Linked DNA regions of Homo sapiens: all the other regions are linked to region 1. The links are chromatin contacts, found by Hi-C or POLR2A ChIA-PET in ENCODE. All regions are on one chromosome and are shown on one strand. The core of a region is the stretch at or near the end of the contact, and the rest is flanking DNA. Distances in the headings are between cores, read along the strand shown. Region 1 holds the start of CCDC102A (coiled-coil domain containing 102A). Region 2 holds the start of CFAP263 (cilia and flagella associated protein 263). Region 3 overlaps NLRC5 (NLR family CARD domain containing 5).

Evidence for each region. A loop is a pair of places that touch in the nucleus more often than their neighbours do. ChIA-PET counts read pairs that join two places held with the same protein, here RNA polymerase II (POLR2A). Pooled maps may share reads with other maps.
Region 2: a map with no recorded cell type shows a loop between it and region 1 (7-fold over the local background). The contact joins the promoter of CFAP263 here to the promoter of CCDC102A in region 1. A Hi-C loop is called at or near these places in 1 of 168 maps with a recorded cell type or tissue (B cell), 14 of 37 single-sample maps with no recorded cell type and 8 of 50 pooled maps. POLR2A ChIA-PET finds 5 or more read pairs at or near these places in 1 of 52 experiments (GM10248).
Region 3: a pooled map shows a loop between it and region 1 (5-fold over the local background). The contact joins the enhancer-like site here to the promoter of CCDC102A in region 1. A Hi-C loop is called at or near these places in 2 of 37 single-sample maps with no recorded cell type and 9 of 50 pooled maps. POLR2A ChIA-PET finds 5 or more read pairs at or near these places in 1 of 52 experiments (GM12878).

The regions. Positions count from the first base shown.
Region 1 is chr16:57,534,076-57,538,593 of GRCh38, reverse strand. It overlaps CCDC102A (coiled-coil domain containing 102A), which reads left to right and starts at 2,023. Exons shown (of 9, transcript NM_033212.4): 1 at 2,023-2,094. It also overlaps a transcript of ADGRG5 not described here. RefSeq lists a silencer at 1,781-2,730.
Region 2 is chr16:58,247,686-58,252,203 of GRCh38, reverse strand. CFAP263 (cilia and flagella associated protein 263) reads right to left here and starts at 2,268. Exons shown (of 9, transcript NM_014157.4): 1 at 2,089-2,268. The coding sequence starts at 2,189. It overlaps LOC105371293 (a long non-coding RNA gene), which reads left to right and starts at 2,345. Exons shown (of 4, transcript XR_933630.2): 1 at 2,345-2,537; 2 at 2,800-3,111. RefSeq lists a silencer at 1,958-2,437.
Region 3 is chr16:57,011,444-57,015,961 of GRCh38, reverse strand. All of the region lies in intron 1 of NLRC5 (NLR family CARD domain containing 5), which reads right to left. It also overlaps the pseudogene CFAP69P1. Among named protein-coding and RNA genes, the nearest start is that of NLRC5, 24 kb to the right of the region's middle. RefSeq lists enhancers at 924-973, 1,104-1,263, 1,304-1,353, 4,142-4,191. Within about 2 kb of position 1,846, at least 16 of the 41 ENCODE cell types and tissues checked have a DNase peak (open chromatin) inside an H3K27ac peak, as active enhancers do; they include GM12878, where a contact is called at or near this core.

The DNA.
Region 1 (4,518 bases), core at 774-3,273:
TATGGTAAAATTGAAACAGTCAGATCTGGGATCTGACATCTCATAGGGTGACCCCGGGCCAGTTACTCGAGACGATCCTCTGGCCTCTGCCTCCCAAGTTAGCTGGGGCTACAGGAGCGTACCATCACACCTGTCTAAACTTTTTATCTTTTTGTAGAGACAGAGTGTCCCTATGTTCCCACGCTGGTCTTGAACTCCCGGCCTCAGGCGATCCTCCCGCTTTGGCTTCCCAAAGCACTGGGATTACAAGTGTGAGCCGCCGTGCCCAGTCCAGTCATTTCTGATCTTCACTTTTCTCATTATGAGAGGGTGGTAATAACACCCAGCCCCTAGGTAACTAAGATAACATCATGCGAGCTGCCAAAACCTGTGGCCAGCACCTACTTTGGTTCTACGATCGGGTGGGTCACGTCACCCCACCCTAGCCCCTGCAAAAGACATCCTCAGGACAATATTTACTGCTTCTTCCTAAGGAGAGAAGGCCTGATAGTGATGAGGTTATAGCTGGAGTTCAGGTGCACCATCAACTCAGTCTCCACCACCTTCCCCAGCCCCATTTCCACCTCCAAAAACTCTGGGCAAGACCTCTGGGCTCTTGATCCAAGGCTGTTACTGGCTGTAGGACCTTGTGCAAGTCTGAGCCAAGAGCCTCTCTGAGCCTTCATTTCCTCAGCTGTAAAATGTGGATGCCCTTGTCCTCTGAGTACTCAAACCCCACATACATCTCCTATCTATCTCTGGCTGGTGAACAGACGCTTTCAACATTCAGCCACGCATAACAAATACAAAGCAAATGAATCGACAAGTGAAACTGCCAGTCTTGCAACGTATGGGATTTCATGAAGTTGGTGGAAGCAAAGCAGGAGAAATGGAACAGCCGCTGCCCACAGAGAAAGGGAACGTCTGCAAGGGAAGTGACCCAGACCCGAAAAAAGGCACTGGACTATCAAAGGATTCAGAGTGATCCTTGAGTTTGAGGAAGCTCTCAAATATTTTTGCAAAAATGAATCTCTTACTGCAAAAACCAGTTCAGAAGGGAAGGATGCTACATACTCAACTATTACAAGAAAAAGCAAGACTTCCAGTGTTAACATCTGATTCATTCTTGGTTCATTTTAAGGCGTGCGTGGTTGCAATCATAATCTAAACTCCGTTAATCACGGGGTAAAACTAATTTATCTTCGTAATATTTAGCTTCTTTTTCTAGGTAAAATCCCAATCAGGCCAGGTTTTCCCCACCATCTTGGTGAATTGTTGGTCTTCTTTTAAATAGATTCACCTCGGGGGCCTTCCAGGGTACAGGATGTAGTGGGGAGTCCTCCAGACGCCTGTCCCGGCTTTCCAGTCAAGACCACAAACATCCTACCCCCAATAGAGAGAAAGCCCCAAAACAGCTGGGCGTCCCCGAAGGCGAAGTACCGTAATTCCCCAGGGCCTGCCAACCACCATCGCAATGCAGAGAAAAGTCTCCGCCCGCCGGGCCGAGTGCTCCCCGCGCCCCCCACCTCTTAACAAGCGCAAGGTTGCTTTCGTCAACCCTTCTGTTGTACAGAAAGAGAAACTGAGGCCCGATGGGCACAGACTTGTTGGCCCACTTCCACTCGGTGGCAGAGCTGGCCCAGGGAAAAATGCAGGTAACAACAGTGAAGACTTGGTAAGCTCGCTCCACGTGCCGAGCTGGGACCCGCGGTGGCCGTTTCTGCTGGGGGCGCCTAGTACGTAGTTGGCGCTGAGGAAACCTGAACCAAGAAAGCCGAGCCCCCCCGCAACTCTCGGCCCCTCACGGGGGTGGGGCCTCCGTTGGGGTACGGCCCGCTCTGCAGCAGAGCCCACCGCCCCGGCCCGCACCCCTCGCCCCGAAGTTAGGCTGGAGCCCCCACCCCAGCAGCTCGGTGGGCCGGGGTCACAGCGGGGCCGCAGCCTGCGACCGCTTCGGGGGCCCCGCCGCTCCCCCTGCTTCCCCTCCCCCCGGGAGGGAGGAGGAGACTCCGCGGCCCTCCCTCGGCCCCTCCGGCGGCGGTCGCAGCTGCACGGTGCCCGCTCTACCCCGCCGCAGCGGCTGGGACGTACGGAGCCCGCAAGTCCCGGCCCGAGGTGAGCGGGGGCGGCAGGCCGGGGGGCGGCAGGCCAAGGCGGCCCGGGAACTTGCTCCAGGCCGCGCGCCTTCCGCGGGAAGGAAGGGGTTAAGTTGTGGGGCGTGCTGGAGGAGCAGACACAGTCGGGGCGCCCGCGGCAACCCCCGAACTCAGAGCAGAACTTTCTAGACGCCTCCCCGGCCTCCCTCAGCCCCCGGAACCCCAGGTCTCCGGTGGGGAGGGGCCGCGGGGTGATGGGGGAGGGGAGGCGCCTCCGGAATGCCGCGGCCCGGGCCGGACGGGAGGGGGCGGCGGGCGGGGACGGAATTTGGGACTCTCCCGGGGGACCCAACGTGGTCGCCATGGCGAATGCGGGATGGACGGGCGGCGCTGGCCAATCAGAGCACGGCGCCCTGCCCAGAGCCGCGGCGACTGCCAATGGGGGCCATGCGGTGGGGTGGGCGGGACCGCGCGGCGCGGGCCGGGAACCCCCTCCACCCTCCGCCCGTCGCTAGGTGGAGCGGGGCGGTTCGCAGGGCCAGCGGCTTGGGAGGGGTCGACTAAGTGAGGACTAAGGCGACGCAGGGCTGGGGCTTCAGTTTCAGTACCTTAGGTGGGGGTGGTGTCCACCTTCCCACCCCCGCTCTCCCAGGGCTCTTGTGGGGGTTGGATTGGTTTGGGTTCGGGAGGTCTGCCCACCTGTTAGAGCGTTCAGGAATCTTTTTAGTGCCTCTCCCCATCCTGTAGGTAAGGAAACTGAGGCCCAGAGAGGGCAGGGACTTGCAGATATCACACAGCATATCAGTGATGGAGCTGGGACTAGCGGGATGTCTGCTGTACAAGAGTGAAGAGTTCACGGTGTTGCCGAGAGGGGTGGGGCTGGGGTCGGGGTGGGGCTGGGTCCCCATGAAGGTTCACCCCACCATTCCAGCTGTGCGTATCCACTTGGCCTGGTGCCTGCAGACCCCATCGTGTAGGTGCTCTCGGGGGCATTGTGCCCCTCAGGTGGCTAAGATCCAGAAGAGGAGGCATCCCATCACCAGCTCCCTACTCTGGCCTTGCTGCTGGTCCGCGGTGTGGACACAGACACGTAGCTGTCCCTCTGGGCCTCAGTTGGTCCATATGTAAAGAAAGGAGTTCAAATCAATGATCCAGGCTGTCTCTGTGGCTCCTCAGTCTAAGATGGGGCTACCTGGGAATAGGCCAGGGGTGCCTACCCCTGGGCTTAGGTCCAGCCTGGAGGCCTAGCCGCCATCCCTTCCTTTCCCGCCAGCCAGCTCCCCCCAGAGGTCCTGCAGCTGGATCCTGGGCAGCAGGTCACAGGGACAGGTGCCCGCAGTCTGTGGGCTGACCAGCCTTGGGCCCTGCACTTATTCAATCAGGCTGTCCTCTGTGGTTTCCCACTGGGCTCTGCTTTCTGTCCACAGCCAGGCCTGTGGCCATGGGCTTGTCCCAGGGCCCTACCTGAAAGGCTCTGGGAGGATCTACAGGGTTTCAGAGCCGGGGAAGGGGTTGGGGCACTGGGCTCCCCATCCCTTCAGCTGGCCCCTGTCCAGGCCTTGGCATTGCTCATTCCTCTCACTGATATGGAGAGACCCATCCAAACATGCTGAGGACAAAACACAACGCTGTTCCCAGTGGGTCAATTAGGCTTCCCCAGGTAAAAGGTGGGACAGCCGACTTGGCCGTGAGATGACCTCTTATTCCAACCCTGGCCAGACAGGCTCAGATACCTACCTGTCTCAGAGCCTGGCCACCGACTGACTCCTGATCTTTAGGATGACTCAACCTTCCCAAACTCTGCATGGTCACAAGGGTACCCCTAAGAGTGGTACCACCTTCTTAGGGGTACCTTCCATCCATCACGCATCTGCTGTATGCTGGGCCCTGTGCTGATGCCCTCGCTCGTGGACTTCAAAGTAAGGCCTTTGCTGTAGAACACGGAGGTGCCTGGTGCTTTGGGAGCATACTCTGTGCAGAGAGGTTAGAGAAGGCTTCCTAGGGGAGGGGACACTGGAGGTGGGTTTTGAAGGATGTGTAGGAGTTTGCTGATGAAGGAAGGAGAGATATTCCAGACAAGTCCACAAGCAACAGGAACCACTGGGTCACTTTCTGTGGGCAGGGCTGATGAGGGCCTAGCCTGCAGCAAGTGTCAGCTCAAAATATTCTTGTTTCTGTCCTGGAGTGAGCTACCAGTGAGCACAGCTGTGGGGCTGGGGTTCAGGAGCCCTGATGGAAGCTCTAAGTGGCACAAGTGTCCCATCTGGATGAGGGAAGCCTGTACTGCCAGAAGAGAGATGGCAGCTTGCCAGGCTTGGCTGTGGGAGGTTGTAGGGCTGTGGTCCCCAGGTGGGGGTGGGGTTGGGGAGATCAAGGCATTTCCTGGAGTTGGTGGCAGCTGAACTTGAAGATGGGTGGGGGTTTTGGAGTCTGGGACATGGGC
Region 2 (4,518 bases), core at 1,019-3,518, 710 kb before region 1:
AGAGGTGGTATCTTGCTATGTTGTCAAGGCTGGCCATGAACTCCTGGCCTAAAGTGATCCTCCCACCTTGGTTTCCCAAAGTGCTGAGATTATAGGCAATAATAGCCACTGTGCCCAACCTGAATTACTATATTCTTGAAGTTAAACACACCCACAATCTTCAGATGTTTCCTTTGGTTTGTTTTTCAGTTCTTTTATTTTCAGTACCCAATAGATGAAAAGTATCAACCAGAAGTTTATCATAAACTCTGGAAAACTTTGAACAGAGGAAGAGATAACATACCTAGTTTATCCTGTATATGCCAAGGTTATAACCTTTTTAACTTCTTAACTTCTCATACGTGTGTATGTGTGTGTGTGTTACACACACATATGTATGTATATGTATATGAGAGAGAGAACAGCTTTGATGTTTTCATGTGTTATTAATCTATTAGGTTGGTACAAAAGTAATTGCAGTTTTTGCTATTACTTTTAATAATTCCTGTTTGGCTGAATTTTAAGACTAGTGGGGCCAGGTGTGGTGGCTCACACCTGTAATCCCAGCACTTTGGGAAGCCGAGGCAGGTGGATCACCTGAGGTCAGGAGTTCGAGACCAGCCTGATCAACATTGTGAAACCCCATCTCTACTAAAAGTACAAGAATTAGCTGGGTGTGGTGGCAGGTGCCTGTAATCCCAGCTATTCAGGGGTCTGAGGCAGGAGAATCACTTGAACCTGGGAAGCAGAGGTTGCAGTGAGCCGAGATCATGCCATTGTACTTCAGCCTGGGCGACAGAGCGAGTGAGATTCCGTATCAAAAACAAAACAAAACAAAACAAACTAGTGGAAAAAGCTGAATGGAAAACACAATCTATCAAAGTAGCTTGCTTTTTCAGCATAGAGCATGCTCCAGGTGTATGTAGTCTGTGGAGTCACACCTGAGTTTGAATCCCAGCACTACCACTGACTGTGTGAACTTAGGGAAGTGACTTCACCTCTGCGTCTTTGTTTCCTTACCCACTTCCTAGGGTTGCAGTGTCATCATATAAGATCATATATGTAAATGCATGGTACATAGAAACACTCAAAAATGAGAGCTGTTAGTAATAATACCTCAGTTCTGACCTAAAGTATTTGTAGATGTATAGAAGTAACATCTATTCAGCTGCTAGAGCTAGGATATTCTGTGCAAGACCAGTAAGTTGTACAACTAATCTTAACTACATCATGGAATCTTTATATCCAATTTACTTGCTATAGTAGAATATATAAAGCAGACTGCAAAATAAAATAAAACAAAATAAACGCAGACTATCGGGCCATTCTTTACTGTCCATCTCCATGCTTATATCCAGGTTCAGGCACACATTGCCTCATACTAAAACCATCTCAATAGCTTGCTTTCTATTCTGCTGCCGTGTTAGTTTTATCATATAATTTTTTTTTTTTTTTTTTTTGAGACTTAGTCCCTCTCTGTTGCCCAGGCTGGGGTGCAGTGGCACAATCTCGGCTCACTGCAACCTCCGCCTCCCAAGTTCAAGTGATTCTCCTGCCTCAGCCTCCAGAGTAGATGGGATTACAGGCACGCGCCACCACGCCTGGCTAATTTTTGTATCTTTAGTAGATACGGGGTTTCACCATGTTGGCCAGGCTGGTCTCGAACTCCTGACCTCAAGCGATCCGTCCGCCTCGGCCTCCTAAAGTGCTGAGATTACAGGCGTGAGCCACCGCGCCCAGCCTTATCATAGAATCTTAGCATCAGAAAAGGGCTTAGAAGTCACCTGGTCCAAATTGCTGCTGTAGAATTGTGGATCGGCTAAGCACACCGTCTGGCATGAGAGAGACTCCTCCGGCTGAAACCCTCACTTCCCCAATTACCCTCTGGGCTTCTCACCACCGGCCCCATCCCCTCGCCCTACCACCCCGTTCTAGCTCCACCAACAGCTTGTTGGCTCAGTGGTGGTGGAGTAAGGAGTAAAGAGGAAAAGTCTCCCCAGTGCTCAGTGAGGGCTTGGATCTTCTCCATGCTGGTCCCCAAGTCCGAGGCCGCCCGGAGAGGAGGGCCTAGGAGGAAGAGGGGCGGCCCCCAGGCGCGGGCGGCGGTACCTGAGCTCCTCCACCAGCCCGCACAGCTGGATAACAGGCAGCTCCAGCTCCGACCCTTCATGGGAGTCGGAGAGGACGCTCTCGGACTCATCATCAGTCATCACTCTGCCGAAGCGGCCCCTGCCAATGCCGTGTGCCCAGGAGCTCCGGGTGCCGGCGGCCACGCGTCACTCCGGCTGCGACGCGGTGGCGCGTTGCCCGGGCGACCGGACGCGAGGAAAGGGGTGGGGCTTCCGGTGGCCCCTCCCCGCGCTGCCCCGCCTGTCTCCGTGCGGACCCAGCCAGGTTGCTGGCTTTGAGCGCACACCTAAGCGCGTTCAGTTTCACTTCTTTAACAATAACTCTTAAATTGATAGTAATAATAGCAGCTGCTGTTTCTCAGCCCTTACTGTGTCCTTGGCAGCGTGTTAAGCATAGTTTATGAAAACCTTCGCCACAACCTTGTAATGGTATCTATCAATCTCTCCATTCTCCCAATAAGGAAACTGGGGCCTAGAAAATTAACACGATTTATCATAGTGTCCTTCTTCCCCTGTCCCACTGGGAGGCCCCTGCTCTGTTCACCACCTGGTGCTTCCTACATGCTAACAGCAGCTCCTCTCAGATATTAACATCCTGCATTTCTGGAAGGAAAAAAACGTGGCTGATAAAAATGGGTATACATTCAAGAGACATCCCTAAATAGTTACTGAATATCTACTGTGTCCTTAGTATCCTAGGGGGAATGTCTGGAAAAGACCATTCTGATCTTCAAGGAGCTTCCAATTAAATGAGTGAAACAGCCTCTAAACAAGCCGCTGGAACCTGGGGTGATGACAGCAACATCATGCGTCACACTGTGCATCGTAGTCATCTCCTTAAATCCTCAAAACAATCTGGTACAGTTGGTATTATTGCCGTCATCTTACAGATCAGAAAACCAAGGAATGGAGTAGCTTAGGTTCCATTCCACTCAAGAATGGAATCAAGCTCCGGTGGAACCCAAAGTCCATGCTGTTAACTTCTACGCTGATGTGGGACATGGTAAGGATCAGGGAGGCAACACAGGAGCTCTCTCTCTGCTCCCCATGGGGATGAAAGAGGACAGAGGGCAGGACGGGGAGACTTCTCCTAGGGAGGGTGAACTCTGGATGTGCTTAGAAAGCAAGCTGTGATGAAGTGCTTGGGGAGCGGGTCAGCCCCCTTCCCCTGCAAGGGGCATGCATTAGCATTGACAGGCACTCCCTGGATCTGAGGGAGGGTTTTTGTTTTGCTGCTCAGGGTGCACAAGGTTGGGGCCAGAATAGAATCACTGGAGATGACAGCAGAGAGCTGGAGCCCTACCACCTTCTCTCTGGTGGTAGGCCTCTTTAGGTTCTAGGGACAATGCAGACCACATTTAGCAATACTTAATATGTCCATATACAAGGTGACACAAATGGATGCTATCCCCAGGTGACATAAATAGATGCCAGCTCCAAGTGAACCCAGAGCAAGAATGGGCTCTGTAGCAATTCGAGGCTATGATGCAAACAGCCCTGCCAACTGGGCTGTGTGATACAACAGACTCTATGGCATTGGGGGTGTCAGTGGTGAAAAAAGATGCAGCAGGAATCTTAAAGCAAGACCCAGCAGGAGAATCACAATAAAGGACCCAGGATTCTGAAACAAGACCATACAATCCACAGCAGAGAATTACGTGTCTTTTGAGAAATAACTCCTGGCCTGTTACTATACCCTGGTAGAGACAGAACGCTGGATATATGGGGTACCAAGTGACCATGCATCCAGTCCTGCCCTCTACCAGCTGAGTTATTAAGCAGGACAGGCCCAGCCTCAGTCCATTGCAAATGGAAATGGTTAATCCAGCATTGGGCTCCAGCAGGACCAGAAAGCATGAGTAAGCTGCATGAGCAGGTAGCCCAGACCAACATGGCACCCACCACATTTGCACCAGGATCCCTCCCCCAGCTCAAATTTATCACTATATTTGCAGGGGCTTGGGGAGTTCATGACCACCTGGAAGAGAAGGCAAAGGCTTGAGCTCAGTTTACAGATGGGCTGGCTTGGAAGCCAAAAATGGACAGTGGCTGCATTACAACCACTTCACGAAAGGTAGTGAAAGACAGTAGAGAGGGAAAGCTTCCCAACTGGCAGAGTTGTGAGTGGTGGTGTGGCTGGTCATCTATTTTGTGTGGAGAGAGAAATGGCCCCAGGGGACACATCTAATTGGAAACTCTGTTCTTTTTTTTTTTTGGAAGGGAGAGTTTATTTTTACTTTTTTGAGACAGGATCACACTCTGCTGCCCAGGCTGGAGTGCGGTGCAGTGGCACGATCATAGATCAATGCAGCCTTGAATTCCTGGGCTCAATCAATCTTCCTACCTCACCTTCCAGAGTTGCTGGGACTACAGATGCATGCCACCATGCCTGGCTAATTTTTTTTTTTCT
Region 3 (4,518 bases), core at 597-3,096, 520 kb after region 1:
TTTCTTTTCTTTCTTTTTTTTTTTTTTTTTTTTTTTGAGATGGAGTTTCATTCTTGTTGCCCAGGCTGGAGTGCAATGGCATGATCTCGGCTCACCACAACCTCCACCTTCTGGTTCAAGCAATTCTCTTGCCTCAGCCTCCCAAGTAGTGGGATTACAGGCATGTGCCACTACACCCGGCTAATTTTGTATTTTTAGTAGAGAAGGGGTTTCTCCATGTTGGTCAGGCTGGTCTTGAACTCCCGACTTCAGGTGATCTGCCCGCCTCGGCCTCCCAAAGTGCTGGGATTATAGGCATGAGCCACTGTGCCCAGCCTCTTTCCTTTATTTATTTATTTATTTATTTATTTATTTATTTATTTATTTATTTTTTTAAGAGACAGGGTCTTTCTATGTTGCCCAGGCTGGATTCAAACTCCTAGGTTCATGTGATCCTTTTGCCTTAGCCTCCTGAGTAGCTGGGACTGCAGGCATGGGTCACCACAGCCAGCTAAATGATATTTTAAAAAACATTATCACACTGTAACAGGAGAAATAAAGAGAGGCTTTAGCAAATTGAGATAAAAACTTGCCGTGGACTGAATGTTTGTGTCCCACCTCCCCCACCAATTCACCTGGTGAAGCCTAAATACCCAGTGTGATGGTATTTGGAAGTGGGACCTTTGCGAAGTGATTAGGTCAAGAGGGTGGACCCCTTATGATGGGATTACTGCCCTCACAAGAAGAGGCTGGAGGCCGGGTGCGGTGGTTCACGCCTGTAATCCCAGCACTTTGGGAGGCCAAGGTAGGTAGATCACTTGAGGTCAGGAGTCTAAAACCAGTCTGGCCAACATGATGAAACCCCATCTCTAATAAAAACATAAAAATTAGTCAGGCATGGTGGCAGGCACCTGTAGTCCCAGCTACTCAGGAGGCTGAGGCAGGAGAATCACTTGAAGCCAGGAGGCAGAGGTTGCATTGAGCCAAGATCATGCCACCGCACTCCAGTCTGGGCAACAGAGCAAGACTCCATCTCAAACAAACAAAAAAAAAAAGGAAAAAGGAAGAGGCTGGAGAGCGCTTGCCCTTTCTTTTTGCTCTCTGCCCTGTGAGGACACAATGAGAAGGTGCCGTCTGCAAACCAGGAAGCGCATCCTCTCCAGACACCAGGCCTGCTGGCTCCCTGATTGGGGACTTCCCGGCTTTCAGAACGTGAGAAACAAGTTTCTGTTGTTTAAGCCACCCAGTCTACAGTGTTTCATTATAACAGCCCAAACTGACTAAGACATACTTGCCTTCGACCACAGAAAGTGAAAGAAAATAAAACCCACTCTAAGTTAACAGGCAGATAAAAAACAACAGCACTTTATGTACAACAGGATACTTTAACAGAACTTGGTAAAATTATATTAGCAGTCATTTAGAGAAAAGAGGCAGTATTTATATGCCTTAAATATTTCATAATAAAACCGCTGAAGTTACTTTTAAGTCTAATCTTAAGTTAGAATTAGATATAAAGAAACGAATAAAGGCAATTCTATCAAAAGGCTATTTGTTGGGAGGATCAGACAATAGCAAAAAAGCTTCCAAACATAATAAAATATATAACAAGGTGACCATCATTCAAACTTTAAGATTCTTGGATTAAAAATGGAAAAAAATTGGCCAAAGGGATGGAATAGAGTCCAAGTGAGCCTCACACTCATTTAAAATACACTATTTAATCCATGATATTGAAAGAAAAAAGGGGGGAAATAAGTGGTGTTAAAATACATAGCAATATGCTGTCTCTTTCCTGCCACCATGAAGAAGGTCTTTACTTCCCCTTTGCCTTCCATCATGATGATGTTTCCCAAGGCCTCCCTCGCCATGTGGAACTGGTGTTTTGAAGCCTGTGGACCTTAATGGTGTCATCAAACTTTTTGAAGAGACTGCTAAAGAAGGCTTAGAAGAAAAGCAACTTAAATCTGTCAAGAAACTGGTACAGTGTTATCAGAATGAACTTCCCTTAAGGGATTTAGTACAGACATTTGAAATTCTGAATCTGTGTGCAGTAAAAATTGAAAACCAGCCGCATTTTGTAGAATCTGCATATGATATCATAAAATAGTGTGGCTTGCCATTTTTGAAAAAGAAAGTATCGGATGAAATAACTTATGCTGGAGATACTGCTAGTTCAGTTGCGCTTCTGGGTGACTTAATGAAAATACCAAGTTCTGAATTGAGGATAAAAAATTGTAAACGTATTGTTGACTTTTATCAGGCACAACCACCAAAGGAGCATATTCCAGGTTACCAGCAAGTGAGTTCATCATACAAGATTCAAATGGCTGAAGTTGGAGGATTGGCAAAAACAATGGCCCAGTTAATGACCTTGCTTGAAAATCAACTTGTTGAGAAACTTTGGGTACTTAAAATTCTGCAGCATCTCTCGACTTCTGAAGTTAATTGTACTGTAATGATGAAAGCACAAGCAGCCAATGGAATCTGTGCTCACCTCAATGACTCAGATTTCTCTGGACAGCTTTTATTTCCTTCATCAGAAACACTTTGGAACTTATCAGAAAAAATCTTCAAAATAAGAAATTGTTCAACAGCTTAGTAACTTGGAATGTTTACTGACTTTGAAGGAAGTATTTTAAAATCTATGAGAGGTTTTAGTCATTATGACCGTCAGCTTAGAAATGACATATTAGTGATCACTACAGTTATAGCTCAAAATCCTGGAGTGCCAAAGATTGAATGTGGCTTTACCAAGGATTTGATACTGTTCGCAACCTTTAATGAAGTTAGAAGTCAATCCCTTTGGTAAAGGACTTAAATTTTCTAAATCCTATGAAGATTTTGAGTTGAATAAATTACTATTCACTATAATTGTGATCTTATGTAAAGATTTAAATACTATACAGGTAAAGAGTAATCAAGGCAAGAAAATTAACAAAAATTGTATCACTTTGTAGTATAAAAATATACATATGGCAATATGAGTGTTTTAAATTTAAAGAATTATTTTTAACTAAGCAATTAAATTAAAAATTTCTGCATGGAAATGAAAAACACAGCCACATAGCATTTCACACCCACATAGAATGGCTGTAATGAAAAAGACACATGTTGATGAGGATGTAAAGAAACAGGACACCGTATATATTGCCGGTGGGAATGTAAAATGGTCCAGCCACTCTGAAAAACAGTTTGGCAGTTTTGGCAGTTCCTTAGAACAGCAGTCCCCAGACTTTTTGGCCTAGGGACTGATTTCATGAGAGATCATTTTTTCCCCGGACGGGGGTTGGGGTTGGGGGATGGATTCGGGATGATTCAAGCTCATTACATTTATCATTAGATTCTCATCAGAAACTCGCAACCTAGATCCCTCACATGCGCATTTCACAACTGGGTTTGTGCTCCTATGAGAATCTAATGGCACCGCTGATCCGACAGGAGGCAGAGCTCAGGCAGTAATACTCGCCCGATGGCCGCTCACCACCTGCTGTGCGGCCCAGTTCCTAACAGGCCATGAACCGACACTGATCTGTAGCCTGGGGGTTGGGGACCCCTGCCTTAGAATGTAAAACAATAGAATTACCATCTAATCCAGCAATTCCACGCCTAGGTCTATTCCAAGAGAAATGAAAATATACATCTACACAAAAACTTGTATATGAATGTTTGTACCAGCATTATCCATAACAGTCAAAAAGTGAAATCAACCCAAATACCCAAAAGCTCATGAATGGAGAAACAAACTGTGACATATCTATACAATGGAATATTATTCAACATAAAAAGGAACCAAGTTTATGCCATGTGAAAAAAGATCACTAAAGATCACGTATTGTATGATTCTATTTATGTAAAACATCCAGAAAAGGCAAATCTATTGAAACAGCAAGTAGATTACTGGTTGCCTGGGCCTGGGAGCAGAAATAGGAATGATTCTAAATGGGTTTGAGGAATATTATGGCAGTAATGAAAATGTCCCAAAACCAGATTGTGGTGATGGTCACATAACTCAGTAAATTTACCAGAAATCACTGAATCCTACACCTAAAATGGATAGATTTTACGGTATGTAAATTACACCTCAATGAAGTTGTTAAAAATAATGCAGTAGAAATTAACATATTATAATAATGTATTCTTTATTGCCTTTTTTTTCTGTATAGTAAAAATGGCAACAAACAAAACGAAAGCAACAAACTGGGAAGTGTTTGTACCATCTATGATGGTAGTCTAATTTTCTTTTCTTTTTTTTTTTTTTTGACACAGGGTCTTGCTCTGTCACCCAGGCTGGAGTGCAGTGGTGCAATCATAGCTCATGCAGCCTCCTACTCCTGAGTTCAAGTGATTCCCCTGCCTCACCCTCCTGAGTAGGTGAGACAACAGGCACACTCCACCATGCCAGGCTAATTTTAATTTTTTTGTAGAGACATAGTTTCCCTGTGTTGCCCAGGCTGGTCTTGAACTACTGGACTCAAGTGATTCTCCCCTCATCAGCCTCCGTAAGTGCTGGGATTACAGGCGTGAGCCTCTGCACCT